2 separate regions of the Homo sapiens genome follow, and region 1 is linked to region 2. Evidence: read pairs that join two places in POLR2A ChIA-PET (ENCODE). Cell type or tissue: B cell. All regions are shown on one strand. Links, peaks and the distances in the headings refer to the core of each region. The heading gives the core; the rest is flanking DNA.

Evidence for each region. Peaks named below come from ENCODE experiments on the same cell type or tissue, not always from the same donor. Only the 100,000 strongest peaks of a DNase experiment are listed, where the experiment ranks them.
Region 1: POLR2A ChIA-PET joins it to region 2 with 16 read pairs; 2 of 35 experiments call an interaction of 5 or more read pairs at or near these places.

Annotation. Positions count from the first base shown.
Region 1 is chr16:3,092,422-3,097,869 of GRCh38, forward strand. ZSCAN10 (zinc finger and SCAN domain containing 10) reads right to left here. Exons shown (of 6, transcript NM_032805.3): 2 at 121-583. The coding sequence starts at 516. Among named protein-coding and RNA genes, the nearest start is that of ZSCAN10, 4.1 kb to the right of the region's middle. RefSeq lists an enhancer at 293-880 and silencers at 566-759, 2,251-2,320. In B cell, for the core only: a CTCF peak has its summit at 3,613 (motif pointing right); a DNase peak (open chromatin) is centred at 3,670.
Region 2 is chr16:3,317,844-3,320,343 of GRCh38, forward strand. ZNF75A (zinc finger protein 75A) reads left to right here. Exons shown (of 7, transcript NM_001302109.2): 7 at 1-1,008. The coding sequence ends at 26. Among named protein-coding and RNA genes, the nearest start is that of ZNF75A, 14 kb to the left of the region's middle. In B cell, for the core only: no CTCF peak of the experiment used is centred there; no DNase peak of the experiment used is centred there; H3K4me3 peaks cover 633 bases.

The DNA.
Region 1 (5,448 bases), core at 2,614-5,113, 220 kb before region 2:
GTTAGGAGGTGAAGAAGGAATGGTCAGGTGGGGGAAAGTGAAGTTTCCAGAGATTCCTCACTGGGGGGATCAAGTCCCCATCATCCGCATGCTGCTCAGCCCGCTGCCCCACCCTCTCACCAGCGGCCCCGCGTGGCTGGGCTCCCGGTGGATGCCCTCGAGCAGCAGCACCACCTCCTCCCCATCCCTGAGCGGCTGCCCCTGCAGGCGGCCCAGGAGGTGCGGAGGCAGCACACTCAGGAACTGCTCCAGCACCAGCAGCTCCAGGATCTGTTTCTTGGTGTGCAGAGCCGGCCGCAGCCAGTGGCCGCAGAGCTCCCGGAGCCGGCTCAGGGACGCCCGTGGCCCCATGTCCTCCTGATACTGGAAGCATCTGAACAGCTGGTGAGCCACCTCGGGCCTCAGCCTGGACTCTGGTCGCCTGGGGTCCTCTGGGCTGACAGCCTCCTCCTCCTCCAGCTTGACTTCCCCCAGCTGCTCCTGCTCCACGGCAGCTGGGACTGATTCTCCAAGCATCCTTCACTGCGGGGATGCCTCCCTAACGCCAGCCCCGCTCTTGGGTCTCTCTCCTCTCCTCCCACACCTGCGAAGGTGAACACCCTGGGTTAGGATCTGCTGCGAGGAAGCTGGCCCCATACCTGGGTCATCCATGTTAAAAGACACCCAATACGCAGACCCAGAGGAATCGCTTTTCTCACTGGGTAATGGCTCACGAGGGCAGGACAGCCCCCGGTCTCAGGGTTACCAACAAAGCAAAGGCCAGAGAAAACTGACAGTTCTGTATTATCATCCCTCCTTAAAGCATTTAGAGATTTACATCACTTGGCCGGGCACAGTGGCTCACACCTGTAATCCGAGCACTTTGGGAGGCCGAGGCGGGTGGATCACGAGGTCAGGATATCGAGACCATCCTGGCTAACGCGGTGAAATCCCGTCTCTACTAAAAATACAAAACAATTAGCCAGGCTAATTTAGTCCCAGCTGCTGGGGAGGCTGAGGCATGAGAATGGTGTGAACCTGGGAGGCGGAGCTTACAGTGAGCCGAGATCGCGCCACTGCACTCCAGCCTGGGTGACAGAGCGAGACTCAGATCAAAAAAAAAAAAAAAAGAAATTTGCATCACTTTTCCCAAGTGATTAAAGTGACCATCCCTGAAAGAGAAACACCCTGCCCTTCCCTTCTTCCTGATGTAGCCACTGGGAGCACATGGCACCATCAAGATGGATCCTGGCCAAAAAAGTTTGTTTTTTAAAGCTTTTTTTTTTCTTTTTTTTTTTGAGATGGAGTCTTGCTATATCACCCAGACTGGAGTGCAGTGGCATGATCTCAGCTCTCTGCAGCCTCCACCTCCCAGGTTCAAGCGATTCTCATTCCTCAGCCTGGGTTTACAGTAGCTGGGATTACAGGCCTGTGGCAGCACGCCCAGCTAATTTTTGCATTTTTAGTAGACACAAGAGTTTCACCATGTTGGCTGGGCTGGTCTTGAACTCCTGACCTCAAGTGATCAGCCCACCTCAGTCTCCCAAATTGCTGAGATTAAGGCGTGAACCACTGCACCAAGCCTGTTTTTTAAATTTTTAATTTAATTAAGTAATTTATTTATTTTTTTGAGACAGGGTCTCACTCTGTCACGCAGGCTGCAGTGCAGTGGCGCAATCACGGCTCACTGCAGCCTTGATCTGCTGGGCTCAAGTGATCCTCCCGCGTCAGCCTCCCGAGTAGCTGGGACTACAGGTGCATATCACCATGCTGGGTTAATTTTATTTATTTTTTGTAGACACGAGTTCTCATTATGTTGCCCAGGCTGGTCTCAAACTCCTGGGCTCAAGTGATCCACCTGCCTCAGCCTCTCAAAGTGCTGGAATTACAGGCGTGAGCCACTGTGCCTAGCCCAAAAATACCTAATCTCAATCCAACCAGCCTTTATTTATTTATTTATTTGAGATGGAGTTTCACTCTTGTTGCCCAGGATGGAGTGCAATGGCAAGATCTCGGCTCACCGCAACCTCCGCCTCGCGGGTTCCGGTGATTCTCGTCCGTCAGCTTCGTGAGTAGCTGGGATTACAAGCACGCGCCACCGCATGCCGCTAATTTTGTATTTTTAGTAGAGATGGGGTTTCACCATGTTGGCCAGGCTGCTCTCAAACTCTTAACCTCAGGTGATCCGCCCGCTTCGGTCTCCCAAAGTACTGGGATTACAGGCATGAACCACCCCGCCCGACCTAATGGTGGCCTTTAGATCCAACTTCCAATGTTTAGGGCCTTGCAGGGAATATGGAACAAGTCAGACCATCTCTCAAAGAAATTGGCCTGAGTTACTCAGTGTCATAAAAAGTAAGTGCCTGTAGGAGGCGCTGGTGGACAGGAGCCCAAAGAGTCCTCACAACTAAGTGGGTGAACCTAGATTGGATCCTCATTCATTTTTCTTAAAGGCTTTAAAAGACATCCTGGGGCCAGTCGGAAAATGGTGAGTATGGTGGGGATACTAGATGATAACAGTATGACTACCCATTTCTGAGATGAAAGTCTAGTCTTGTAATATATAGGAAATGGCTGAGTTCTTAGAAGACGCTGAAGAGTTTGGAGAAGGGGCCTGATATATGAGATACATATATGAATGTTCATTTCACTGCTCTTTCAAGTTCTCTGGATGTTTTCGAATTTTCAAAATGAAAGGTTAGCGGGGCTGGCTCACGCCTGTTATCCCAGCACTTTGGGAGGCTGAGGCAGGAGGATCACTTGAGCCTCAGGAGTTCAAGACCAGCCCTGGGCAACATGGCACGACCCCCGTCTCTAAAAAAATTAAAAATGTAGGGCAGGGTGTGGTGGCTCACACCTGTAATCCCAGCACTTTGGGAGGCTGACGCAGGCAGATCACAAGGTCAGGAGATCGAGACCATCCTGTCTAACATGGTGAAACCCCGTCTCTACTAAAAATACAAAAAATTAGCCACGGGTGGTGGCGGGCACCTGTAGTCCCAGCTACTCGGGAGGCTGAGGCAGGAGAGTGGCGTGAACCCCGGAGGCGGAGCTTGCAGTGAGCCGAGATCATGCCACTGCACTCCAGCCTGGGCGACAGCGAGACTCCGTCTCAAAAAAAAAAAAAATTAAAAATTTAGCCAGTTGCTGGGGGCACTGAGTGGCTGACGCCTGTAATCCCAGCACTTTGGGAGGCCGAGGGTGGATCACCAGGTCAGGAGATCGAGACCATCCTGGTTAACACGGTGAAACCCCGTCTCTAATAAAAATAAAAAAAATCAGTCGGGCGCAGTGGCGGGTGCCTGTGGTCCCAGCTACTCAGGAGGCTGAGGCAGGAGAATGGCGTGAAACAGGGAGGTAGAGCTTGCAATGAGCCAAGATCGCGCCACTGCACTCCAGCCTGGGCGACAGAGCCAGACTCCATCTCAAAAAAAAAAAAAAAAAATTTAGCCAGTCATGGTTGTGTATACCTGTGGTCCTAGCTACCTGGGAGGCTGAGGTGGGAAGATTGCTTGATCCCAGGAGGTTGAGGCTGCAGTGCAGTGAGCTGTGACTGCAACATTGCACTCCAGCCTAGGCGACAGTGCCAGCCCGTCTCAAAAAATAAAAAATATAAAATAAGTCATCTATAGCCACCAGGAGGCACTGACATCCTCCCCCAACCTCCTCCCAATCTAGGGCTGTGGGGCTTCCCCTTCCTGGTCTGGTAGCCCAGTACTACCCATGGGGAACCTCCGAAATTTCGGCCCCACCCACAGGGGACTCAGTTCAGCCCTGCTCAACTAATTGAGGCTGGATGATTTAAGCTTTTCTGAGCAGAGCAGAGCAGGCTCATATTTTTGTTTGAGTCTCTTTTACATTTTATTTCAGGCAGGGGTCATTTTATAGACATGGAAATCCAGGCTCCTGCCCTCTGCTTTCTGCCCTTCCTGTTCTCTAGCCTCAGGGCTACAAGTGAACCTCTCCTAGAGCCTCCCACCCTCCACTCCCAGTTGGCACCCCAGGTAGGGGGATGTGAAGAAAGCCTGAAGCACCACTCCACTCACCTGAATGGCACAGGGCACTGTCCAGCATGCAGTGGCTGGCACACAGTAGGCATCCATGAGCACGAGCTATTACTGTTCTCATTGCTGCTGATTACAACACCAAGCACCGCAGCAAACAGTGACTCACAGTTCTGTTGGGCCCATCACTGACCCATTCTACAGCCGAGGACACTAAGGCTCAGCAAAAAGGTAACCCAGTGGCCGAGTGCAGTGGCTCAGGCCTGTAATCCCAGCAGTGTGGGTGGCCGAGGTGGATGGATCACCTGAGGTCAGGAGTTCGAGACCAGCCTGATCAATATGGTGAAACCCTTGTCTCTACTAAAATTACAAAAATTAGCCGGACGTGATGGCATGCGCCTGTAGTCCCAGCTACTCAGGAGGCTGAGAGAGGAGAATTGCTTGAACCTGGGAGGCGGAGGTTGCAGTGAGACGAGATCGTGCCACTGCACTCCAGCCTGGGCGACAGAATTAGACTCTGCCTCAAAAAAAAAAAAAAAAAAATTATCCGGGCATGGTGGCATGCATCTGTGGTCCCAGCTGTTCGGGAGACTGAGGCAGGAGAATCTCTTGAACCCAGGAGGCAGAGGTTGCAGTGAGCTGAGATTGCATCACTACACTCCAGCTTGGGCAACAGAATGAGAATCTGTCTCAAAAAAAAAAAAAAGTAACTCAGCCTTGGGCAGCCTCTCCCTGGTAACGATGGCCTAGTTGAGAGCCTTGGACAGTTTGCTGTACCCCCTTAATATGAGCCTGAGGGTTCCCTGAACCTCCTCAGGTGGGGTGGTGTTGTGGTACAGAATGGGGGATTTTAAGCTTAGCCGCTGAGAAGGAGGGGAGGTGATTCTAGAACATGACCCATCTCTCCCAACCTCCCTGCAACACACAGTATCTTCCAAGCCCCTCACCCCTACCCCGGCTCCCCTGCATCTCCCAACCTCAGCCACCTGGGGAAGGACTCTGACAAAATGGAACGGGAAGTTCCCTGCCCCAGTCCCATCCCATCCAGGTGTTGAGGGGCTTCCTAGCGTTAACCCTCAAGCTCCCAGTTTGGGAGGTGGATGGGGACAGGGTGGGGCCAGATAAGCGAAGACAAAGTGAGAAATCCAGATTTCAACCCCTGCATGTGTGAGAGTGTAACCACCCCCGAGCCGGAACTACGCTTTCCTGCCCTCTGGCATCCACTCCAGGCAGCCCCCATCCTCCCACCCCATCTCTCCCCACTAGGGCGATGGAGTGCCTCAATCACAGATGAGCGTATTTCTCTGCCTGGCCTGGGAGTAGGAGCTGTGTCTAGTTCAATGAGTGTTCATCCAGCACTTGAAGTTGCTTCAGTGTCTGTTAGCAGAAATTAGGGAATGGCAGTGATTCTGGCCATCTCGAAGGAAAGCATGTAACAACGTCTAGGACAGAAAAAGTCTGTGAT
Region 2 (2,500 bases), core at 1-2,500:
TTAGACACCAGAAACTCCACCTGTGAAGAGAAGCTTGTCCAGTGTCCTCATTCTGAAGACATTCACCAAATGGAGCTTGGCACTAAAATTTATGTAAAAGAAAAATCACAAACCTTGAAAAATTTTACATCAGAAAATGGGATAAACATACATTTCACAGAAAATAATCAAGACTTGCTCTGCAGCCACTCAGTAGTCTTCTGTGGTCACAGAAGTAAACATTGTTGGCTTTGTATTGATCTCTCCAGTCATTTTTGAACACATCCAATAGAAACATTGGCAGCATGGTCTTCCAAAACAAAAAGCAGTAACATGCATGTTTAATTGCATACCATTCTCTTCACAGTAGCAGGCTTACCAATTTCCATAGTCTCATGAGGCCGAAATGAATTACAATGTAAAGTGTTCCAGGAACCAAATTGGATTTTCTTTCTTTTGTCATTGGACACGGTTTGCAAAGTTGGACATCACTTGAGTTCCTTCTTAAACTTTTCGGCAACTTCTCTTGGATCCTGTTATCACAGTTTTTTACTGTGATGAAATCTTGTTAACCACCACTAGGGAATCTCCAGATGAACTATTAATGCACTGTCTTATGCCTCTCATTGGTGATGTTTGGAAAATAGAAGACATCTCTAATGGAATCATGGGGGAAACGGGTTGGAATTTGTAGCCATGGAATATATATTAGATGTAAAGAATTTTCTGCAATAAAAGAAACTAGACTTGTTAATCCCTGCCTTGCAATGTCAGTAGGATAAAGCAGCTATAAAAATTAGTACTTGCCCAAGGCCTGAAAGAGAATTAGTGGGAATTAAGATCAACTTCTCAGTTTTGTTTGTTTACTTTTTAATTGGCTTTTCTTTGTTGTTAAGAATGAGAGACTTAATTTCCATGGGAGTTGGAGTGTGTGTGCTGCAGGCAGGATCCTGTGGCTCATTTGGCATGGAGACCTGGACATGTAGTCAGCAGGAGACGGTTCCCTAAATAAAAGATTTGGGCACTGGTGCTAAGTGTTGGGCGAGGATGAGCAAATCTACATCCATGTTGTTCTGTCCTGTCCTGTAAGCTCTACCTGTCTTTGTTCTTTCCAGCACAGCATTTAACAGCAGCCTCAGGTGATAAATTTGATGGATTGCCAAAAGTCTGTATAGCCTATGGATTTTCTTACAACTTGCTTGTTTAGCTACAGCAGTGACTCAGGTGCATTCCTTTTAGAGCTCTTAGGTATATCAGGAAAGGGGTTAAATAACTGACCTCTTCCAAACCTCTTATTTTATTTTTTTTGAGACAGAGTTTCGCTCTTGTCACTCAGGCTGGAGTGCAATGGTGTGATCTCAGCTCATTGCATCCTCCACCTCCCAGATTCAAGCAATTCTTCTGCCTCAGCCTCCAGAGTAGCTGGGATTACAGGCACCCACCACCACGCCTGGCTAATTTTTTGTATTTTTAGTAGAGACGGGGTTTCACCATGTTGAGCAGGCTGGTCTCGAACTCCTGACCTCAAGTGATCCACCCGCCTCGGCCTCCCAAAGTGCTGGGATTACATGCATGAGCCACTGTGCCCAGCCTATACTAATTGTTTCTTAAGTACAGCCAACTCTGGAGCTCTGGTCTACATAGCTCTTACCCAGCACCACCTTAACTTAAGACCTCCAGGATTCTGTTTCTTCTCCCAGATCATGTGTGGCTTTCTTTCTGGCCCTACATTCATTCATTCTGTTCAATTTAATGAAGGCCTATGATGTGTCAGGCACTGTCCTATACTCTGAGGACACAGGAGTGGCCAAGAGACAAAATTGCATCCCCTCATGGAACTTGTATTCCAGTGAACAGTAAGAAGAATGGTTTTGCTTTCCTGCTCCTTGCTCTAAGACGGGTATGAGATAGTTTTGGTCAATGAGTTGTGAGCATTGTGAGCCTCTGGCTGAAGCTTTTCATTTTTTTTTTTTTATTTTTTTTTTTATTTTTTTGCTGGTACAAGGCCAGTGCTCTCCTTTCCTGCCTTAATCATGGAACCACATACAGAGAGAGCAGCCATGAAATCAAAGCAGTCCAGAACACTGAGCCACTGCATGGAGGGCGGCTATTCCCAAGAGTCTCCAGACCTATAGTGAACTTTGTGAGAACAAGAAATAAACATTTGTTCTGTTAAATCACTGAGACATTGGTGCTATGTGTTTCTGTAGCATAACCTGCCCTATCTTTTTTTTTTTTCTTGAGACGGAGTCTCGCTCTGTTGCCCAGGCTGGAGTGCAGTGGCGCAATGTCAGCTCACTGCAAGCTCCGCCTCCTGGGTTCATGCCATTCTCCTGCCTCAGCCTCCCAAGTTGCTGGGACTACAGGTACCCGCCACCACGCCTGGCTAATTTTTGTATTTTTAGTAGAGATGGGGTTTCACCTTGTTAGCCAGGATGGTCTTGGTCTCCTGACCTCGTGATCCACCCGCCTCGGCCTCCCAAAGTGCCGGGATTACAGGCGTGAGCCACCGCACCTGGCC